Regions from separate parts of the Homo sapiens genome. Here region 2 is linked to region 1. A link is an interaction called in ENCODE POLR2A ChIA-PET data of the cell type or tissue named here. Cell type or tissue: PC-9. All regions are shown on one strand. Links, peaks and the distances in the headings refer to the core of each region. The heading gives the core; the rest is flanking DNA.

Region 1 (4,385 bases), core at 197-4,196:
CCGGAGCCCCAGCTCACTGCCCACCTGCTGGTCGGAGAGGAAGCAAGGGGTGCAGGCAACACACAGCACTGCAGGCTCAGATTCACAGCAAAAGCCCCCCTCAGCCTGGGAGGCCCAGACTGCCCACAAGGTGCTGGCAGGGGCGCTCCCCTCCCCCATCCCAAAGGCTCTCTCTAAGCCGCTCCACTGGAAAGATTCTTTAATCAGGACACATGAAGCACATTCCATTCCGTGCTGCTTCTCTTTCCAGCTAAGGATTCAAAGCAGGAAGGGACCCCCAGGACGAGAAAGAGTGAGACTGGGGAATGAGTTCAGTCCTAGCACAGTCACCTTCCTATCCCACACCCCTGAGGCTTGCCTAGGCCCCCATCACCTTTCTCATGGATGTCACTGATCCCCTGGGATGGTCCTCACCCCCTATACTAAGTAACCAAGTAACGTCCTTCAAGGCACAGCCCCGGGGGCGAGTCCCCTGCTAACAAAGCCATTGAATGCTCCCTGTGCCTGTTGATAAGTCCCAAGCTCTGGCCTCTGTGTGCCTGGGCAGGGGGATCATGCCAGGCTGTGACTTCCTGCCTTTGCTCCTGCCCCTGCTGGGATGGAAGCTGCTCCCTCAGCCCTCCTGGGCAGAGCCCTTGGAGCCTGCAGGGCCTGTCTCAAACACCACCTCCTCCAGGGCTCCCACCAAGTCCCCTGGAGGATGCACTGTGTCTCCCTGATGGCGCTGCCCTTCGTGCTGCAAGCCATGTGCTTCGATGTCACCATTGCGCCCCACAATGGCCAGGCCCCGCACCTGCCACATAGACCAGTCACTGAATATCTGCAGGGCTGAGCCAGTACTCTTTCTCTTTGCCCAGGTTAAGAGAACGGGCACCACCCACACCCCGACAACCATAGAAAACCCCTATCACAAGCCCAACACCCCACCAAAGTCCCCAGCACACCTGCACCTGCCCAGCAGCACACAGTTGCTGACGTGATTAGAGTCAGCACCACCTGATTTATGACTAAGCAAATGGCCACACTGTGGGGAGGATGGAAGCAGGGGTGGGGCTGCCATTCCTTGCACAGCCAAAGGTCATGGGGGACTCACTCTGACTCCTCACAAACACAGCAAGAAAGGCTGCTTTCACCCAGCCTTGTGGGCATGGGGCGCACAGACACGCACCCTCCTCCAGGCCACAGCTCTGCATTTTGGGTCCCTGAGCCATCCCAGTAGGGTGTCAAATCCCTCTCCTGTTCTTACTCCGCTCAAACTGCTTCCCAGGCCAGCAGGGAGGTGAACCACGCTGACCCAGGTAGTTCTGTTTAGGTCTTGTGCCCCAACAGTGGGCAAGATGATGCCCTCTGTGACCAAAAGTATTTACCCCAAGTTCCCCCAGGCCCTCCCTTCTGTGTCCCATTAGCAACTTTGCCCATCAGGCTCAGCTGCTGGCCAGGCCTGGCCTCCTTGGCATGAGCTGGGGCAGAGCTGCACACGGTACACACTTCACTGCAATAAACACAGCTTTCATCCCCTATTCAGGTCAACCAATAATGCTCAGCTAGAGACACTGACCAAATTCACAGAGGGATTATGCCTACAAATCCACGGATAAGTCAGCGGTTTAGAAAAAGAACATCTCCCCAGAGAACCAGTGCTCCATGGGCAAGGTAAGGATCCTGAGTGAGCCAAAAAAAGCTCTGCCGTGCACTCTGGACTTGAAGCACAGAGCCCTGAACACTGTACCCAAAGAATGAAAGAGGGTGCTAGTCAGGTTGAGCCCTTCTTGGAAGGCCCAGACCACATCTCCTTCCCCTAGTCGGTCAGTGATATCCCTGCCCTGCCCCCTGGGGGGTTTGAGGAGACCCTCCTCCCTTCAGCCCAGCTTGGTGGTTGTGGGCAGACTAGCAAGGGCTGGGATCTGGGAACCATCAGAGCTTGCCAGCCCCAAAGCCTTTAGTCCACATAGCTTCTTTCCATCAGCAGACCTGCAGCCTACCCTCCCAGGGTGTGGCCTATCCTGGCAACCAGAACACCTGCACATGGCTCACCGCCCTCCAAGGCTCCCCTATCCCCGTGCCGCGTTAGGGCAACCCTGAGGTCCCGAAGGATTCTGACTCATCAGAATGCAGTCCCTGACTTCAGCTCACACCCACCTCCCACCGCAGGGAGGGCCAGGCCTTACTCAGCCTGTCTCTGACAGAGCAAGAGACAGCTGGCCGTGAACTTAGGACAGTCCTGCCAGAGCAGGCTCCACTTCCTGAGCAGTGCCCTGGGGTAAAGCAAGAGGCTGCACTGCGAAGAGGGGAGAGGAGCAGGAAAGGAGAGGAAAAGACAAGCTTGCAGGAGGAGGTAGGAAGGTAGATAAGGATGTTTCTCTTCCTTCCTGTGCCAGCTCCACGTCCATTTAAGCTGGTGGCTGGAAATGCAGAAGTGAACAAGCCAAAGCCCTGGCATCAAGGAGGAAGCACCGTGGGAAAAAGACATAGAAACAAAAAGGACAAACTGGAATAAAGGCCACACTGGAAGGATGAAAACAAGGTGGGAATTCAGAGAACAATGAAGGGCTCCACAGAGTCGGGAGGGCAGGACAAGCTGGGCCTGGAGGATGAGCTGTTGTGTGCCAGGCGGGTTGAGGGAAGACACACAAGAAGGTAGACAGCGGGCCCTTGGGAGTGAGGCCAGGGAAGGCAGGAGACAGGGCTCAGAGGCATGGCTGGAGATGGAAGTGGGGCAGAGAGCAAGGGCAAGCCTAAATGCTGGGTGCAGCCTGGTGTGTAAAAAGGGAGGAGAGCTGCAGTGTGGCTCACCCTGAGGAGGGTGTGGAAGTAGAAAGATGGCACTGGGTGTGGGGCACAAAGTGAGTCCAAGAGCAGTGCCCTGGAGGCAGGGAAGCCAACGGGGAGCCTGGTGGGACACTCTGGTCTGAACGTAAGGAATAGGGGCACAGAGGGGTGCTGGGGAGCGAGCATGACTTGCCAAGGGGGCAGGGGAAGGAGAGTGAGGCTGAGTTTCCAGCTTGGACAACTGGGTAGGGGAAGGTGGCGGTGGTGCCATTCACCAAGAGAGGAAATGACTGGGAGGAACACTGAGGGGTGGGGACCAACGGCCACTAGGACATTCCCGTGCCTCCATTCTGTCCTTGCCAACAGCCCTAGGCAAACGGCGCAGCTCAATGCCTTCTGCGCTCAATGCCTTCTGGGGGCTTTGGCATCCCCCATTAGTACCCCAATCTCACCTGCATCCAAACGTTGTCTGTAGCAAAGTAGTGATTCCCACACAGAAGAAAATGGTCCCAATGAGCTGGCTGGTGGCCCACTGGTCGTACCCCACACACATGGCATCGGCCAACAGGAAGGGCACTGCGATCGTGCCGCTGAAGCATGTCAGGTAGTGCTGTGGGCAGGAAAAGGGTCAGAGGAGAAACAGTAAACCCTTCCTCATTTATTCTTGATTTCATCCTAATTCTTCTCTCTTATTGTCGTTAAAAAATAGCCCACATAAAGAATCTCCTTGGTTTTTCGACCAAGCCATACTTTTTTCCTTCTTTTTCAGTATTTCTCCTTTGTTGTTAAGACAGTTTCACTCCCATTGCCCTCGACGGAGTGCAATGGTGCGATCTTGGCTCACTGTGACCTCCACCTCCCAGGCTCAAGCAATTCTCCTGCTTCAACCTCCCAAATAGCTGGGATTACAGGGGCGCACCACCACGCCCAGCTTATTTTTGTATTTTTTGTAGCGATGGGTTTTCACCGTGTTGGCAAAGCTGGTGTCAAACACCTGGGCTCAAGCGATCCGCCTGCCTCTCCCTCTCCAAAGTGCTGGGATTACAGGCGTGAGCCACCACGCCCAGCTGCATTTCTCCTTTTCATTACATTTTATTGTCTTACTATTCACTGTCATTATTACTTATTACTTGGATGAATCCATGCCTCACAAAGGAAACAGTCAATATCAGCACTGGTGATATTTTACTTATGTAATTCTTATTAGAAATATTTGGGTTTCTTCCCCAAAATGCTTTTCTGGCATAAATTGCTAAAACCATAAGGCCTTTCTCCTCTAATCTGTTATCATGAATTGTGATGTGCTGAACTATTCTTGCATGCTTGAAACAAACCCTAGTTAGTCATACTGTATTTTTCTTCTGGGATTTGATTTGCTAATATTTTATACAGAATTTTGCATCTACATTTCTAGGTTAATTAGTCTATTTCTTTAAAAAAGTTCTTTCATGTCTGGGGATTAAAGTTACATAAGCTTCATAAGTTACATACGCATGGAGTGTTTTCTGTCTTTTTCTGTGAGCTGGCATTGTTTTCGAAAACAAAGAATTCGTCTGTTCCAGTCAGGGCAGGGTTAAGGGCGTACAGTAGCCATGGGAATCTTCCAGAAAGAACCC
Region 2 (4,385 bases), core at 258-4,257, 110 kb before region 1:
GGCATGGTGGTGCACACCTGTGGTCCCAGCTACGCAGGGGTCTGAGGCAGGAAAATAGCTTGAACCAGGGAGGTGCCACTGCACTCCAGCCTGGGCAACAGAGCGAGACTCCATCCCAAAAAAAAAAAAAAAGTTAAAAAATGGCTTCCCTTTCCCCACAAGAATCCCCACCCTGCTCTATCAACTCTTCTCCCTGGGATAAGTACATTTCTCTACCCTATTAATGCTGAGCTTGTCCATGTGACTGGCTTTGGCCAGTGGAATGTGTGTGGACATGACACACCAAATCTGAGTGGAGGCTTCAAATATGCTTACATGATTTGGCCTGGTTTCTCATGCTCCGCCATCTGCCATGAGGACCACACCCATGTGCAGTAACTACTGCCCCAAAAGCCTGGGCCTCTGGGTGAGTCACACAGTGCAGACTTGAACTCAACCCATACTTAGAGTAGAGCCATTGCTACTAGACCACAGAATCATGGGCAAAAAAGCAAATGTTTGCTGTTGTCAGCTACTATGATTTGGAGATGTTTGTTACTCTGCAAAAGCTGGCTTCGAGAGAACCTGGTGCTGAAGAAGTAAAAGGGGGCATGGTCGTTGGTCAAAAAAGTCATTCTATACCCCAGTTACAGGTGGTCCAACCAAATCCCCACCCTCCTGAGGACAGATCGCCTGACCCAAAGGGAACTCACGTCGTAGGTGACTTCCTCCACCTGGTCCTTCTCCATTAGGAACACTTTGGAGATCTGCTCACATGGGCCCTGGAGGATTCGGGCAATCAGCGGGTAATCGGTGGCCTTCAGCTTCTGTTTCTCTGCAACCACACACACCCAGGAGCAGCCCTGAGAGGCCTTTCTCACATTAAGTAGTGGTTAATGCAGGGGTCCAAAGGCACCTTAGGAGATGCCGCCATATACGTCAGGAGACTGATTTATAAGTGAACTATTCCATAGGTGTTGTGAAAAGCAACTTCCTCCCACTCCTCACCCCTCAACAATACCACCATGCCTCAAACTCCTTGGAGGAATTGGGTTTATCTGTCTCTTAAGAAAATCTAGTTCCTCTTTTAATAGGCAGTTAGGTTTAGAATTTGTTTACTGGCCATATAAGGCAATCCCTAGTAGACTCATACAGCAAGCCCATCAGCCTTGAAGGCAAACAACATTTGGAAGTTTCCAAAACTCAAACAACAAGCAAAGGAGGCAGAGGTATTTTTTTAACTTGCTATTTTGAGTTAATTAGAAGTTTTAAAGTACACTGTGGTCTTCAGACTTACCACCACTCGTATGGACCACGTACAAGGCAAACTCCTCTGCTGAATTCTCAATCTGAAGCAGGAGCAAAAGATTCTTGTTGAAAGTTTCTATTTAAACATCCCAACTTCGAGGCTTTTCCTCTTCTTTAGCAATGCAAAGCTAAGTCAATTTTAGGCTGTTTTGAGGGGAGAGCTATTTATCTACAACTCTCAGAAGTGATGAGAAGATCGAGAAGGCAGATGACTTTATCAATAATACAGTCATGCACTTAACCACGAGGATGCATTCTGAGAAATGTGTCACTAGGCAATTTCATTGTTGTGCAAACATCATAGAGTGTGCTTACAGAAACCTGGATGGCATAGCCTACTTCACACCTAGGCCATATGGTATATAGCCTATTGCTCCTAGTGTACAAACCTATACAGCATGTTACTGTACTCAATGCCGTAAGCACTTGTAACACAATGGTAAGCATTTGTGTATCTAAACATATCTAAACACAGAAAAGGTACCATAAAAAATGGATTATAATCTTACGGGACCACTGTCGTATATGTGGTGCATCATTGACCAAATTGGTCATTCTGTAGCACACGACTAGGATAGATAACAGCTATCGTCTATTGCAATGTGCCAGGCATAGTTCTACAAATGTTAAAGGCTTCAACCCATCTAATGCTCACGACGATACCATAGTGAAGTCCCATTATCCTCATTTTATGATGACGAAGCAGAGGCAGGGGCAGGTTAAGTAACCTGCCCAATTCATCCAACTAGCAGGTGCTCAGTGGAGATTTGAACCCAGAGCCTGTGTTCTTAGGTTGTTAGGCTACACTGGCTTCCATTAAAAATAAGAACACCTGGTCTCCAAAAGATCTCTGGTCTCCAAGAGATTGTGGAAAACACAGAGCAACAGAACTTTAAAAGCACTCCTGCACTATAATTTGCACGTCTATTTAAGTATCATATTTCAAAGTAGGTTTCCCAACTGTGTCCCAGAAGTCAATCTTCGCACTGAGCCCAAAACCAGTCAGCAGGCCCCAGGGTCCTTCTAAAGTAGCCCATAAAGGATTTGAGGGCTGATGTTTCTCAAACTTCGGTAGGCATCCAAATCCCCTGCAGGCTTGTTAGACGGCGTCCCTGGCCTACCCCTCACAATTTCTGATTTAGTGGGTCTGGGGTGGGGCCTGAGAATCTGAATTTCTAACAAGCACCCAGGTGATGCTGATGCTGATTCTGTGGACTTTGTCCTGGATCGTGAGGATCTAAAGAACCGAAGCCCTCTGCTCAGCATCCCACAAAACACACAATTTCCATAGCTCCTCGCACAACCACTCTAGGAGTCCCAAGGCACAGCTGTGACCCCATCTGTGGCCACTCAGCAAAGGGAACTTGCCTTAAATTTGTTGAGCAGCAGCTTCAGGACCTGTGGGGTGGTCATGGTGCTGTTGATGCGGACGTTGGTGACAGAGCCATAGGCTGGTGTGAACACGGATGTCTGTCAATAGAAGGGCCCAGCTCAGGGTGGGAGTGGGAACAAGGACCCAGTGCTAAAATCCAGGTGCGGTACAGGGCACAGTGACAACGATACTCAGAATGTACTCCCTGGGAGCCCCCGGCAGACTGGCAAGCAGCAGGCTTTGTAGACAAAGCAACCCTCGGGGTTTGCATAATTCAGTTCATGCTCCACGCTCAAAAAGACCCTTCCTCTGGGACTTCAGCACAAGGCTGTCTCTGACCACTCTCCCACCATGTATTGCCTCCGGGGGTAGGATTTGAACAAAGCAGGAGGAAAGGAGGGATCAGCAAGATGGGGTGGGGTGGGTGGTGCACTGACACCCCAGGTCTGAGACCTGCAGCTCTGCTTCAGCTCTGGGAAAAGCCAGACCATACACCAGCTGGGGGCACAGTGTGCAGGAAGAGGGTAACACGTGGATTTTCTTGGGAGAGACTGATGAGCTGCGTTTATGGGGTCTTCAAGGCTACAGCAGGGACTGCTTTGTACAGCCCCACTGAATTCACCCACCACCTTAAGGGGAACCCACAGGGGGACTTTGAGGCTTCTGACCTGGGGTCCCTCAGCCCTCAGGAAGCCAGCAGGGCTTGCAGCCCACCCACAACCCAAAGACTAAACAGCAGCAAACACTTGGCTTCCCAGGCATCCACACCACCCACCATATGGCTGTAGCCCTGAGGTGGCATCTACCCAGGAAGAGGTCTTCCACCCTCCCCGTCCCCCTGTCCACCTTACCTTATGGTTGTAGAAATGGCCGTTGATGGAGAAGCGGTGGCGTCTGATTCGCCGCTGGTCACTAGGCGTCCTCACATTGCCACGGCGACGCACCCCAACATCACTGCGTGTGCGCATCAGCTGTGGGGTGTCCTCCTGCAGGGGCTTCAGGCCCCTGGAGTCTGAGAGAGGAGAGGGAAATGAACTCTGTCTGTCTGGACCTGGGACATGGCACATGGTCCCCAATTTGTGGCCAGTGCGACAGCACCCACTGTCTCCACAAATATATATTTTATACAAATAATATTTTCTGCTGGGGGAAAAACATAATGCAGAATTTACAGAGAACCTATACAAGGAAAAGTTCAGAGAACAGACTTCAGAGCCGGACTCCCTGGGTTCAAATCCCTGCTCCATGATTGCCATATATCACTAACCTCTCTGTGCCTCGGTGCTTTTATATATAAAATAGGGATAATAATAACACCCACCTCAGAGGGTTGCTGAGGGTTTAAATGAGTTAGTATACATAAAGCACTTAGAATAGTGCCTGGCACAGGATAAGCATGATATAAGAGCTAACAAGATACTGCAAACAAACTCTGACACATGCTACCCACGGATGAACCTTGATGACATTATGCTAAGTGCAACAAGCCAATTACAAAACAGCAAATACTGAATGATTCCACTTATATGAGATACTTAGAGTGTACCTCATATAAGTGTACCACATATAATTGAGGTACACTGTAAGTACATTCTAGGTACATACAAAATTACAGAGACAGAGAGTAGAATGGTGGTTGCCAGGAGCTAAAGAGAGAAGGATGTGGGGAGCTATTGGGAGTTTAATGGGTACAGAGTTTCAGTTTCACAAGATGGAAAGAGTTCTG

Evidence for each region. ChIA-PET counts read pairs that join two places held together with the same protein. Peaks named below come from ENCODE experiments on the same cell type or tissue, not always from the same donor. Only the 100,000 strongest peaks of a DNase experiment are listed, where the experiment ranks them.
Region 2: POLR2A ChIA-PET joins it to region 1 with 7 read pairs; 4 of 35 experiments call an interaction of 5 or more read pairs at or near these places.

Annotation. Positions count from the first base shown.
Region 1 is chr20:4,896,334-4,900,718 of GRCh38, forward strand. SLC23A2 (solute carrier family 23 member 2) reads right to left here. Exons shown (of 17, transcript NM_005116.6): 6 at 3,222-3,379. Among named protein-coding and RNA genes, the nearest start is that of RASSF2, 75 kb to the left of the region's middle. RefSeq lists an enhancer at 436-957. In PC-9, for the core only: no CTCF peak of the experiment used is centred there; DNase peaks (open chromatin) are centred at 1,018 and 2,118; H3K27ac peaks cover 3,776 bases.
Region 2 is chr20:4,786,941-4,791,325 of GRCh38, forward strand. It overlaps RASSF2 (Ras association domain family member 2), which reads right to left. Exons shown (of 12, transcript NM_014737.3): 7 at 3,511-3,671; 8 at 2,656-2,757; 9 at 1,277-1,328; 10 at 693-814. Among named protein-coding and RNA genes, the nearest start is that of RASSF2, 34 kb to the right of the region's middle. In PC-9, for the core only: no CTCF peak of the experiment used is centred there; no DNase peak of the experiment used is centred there.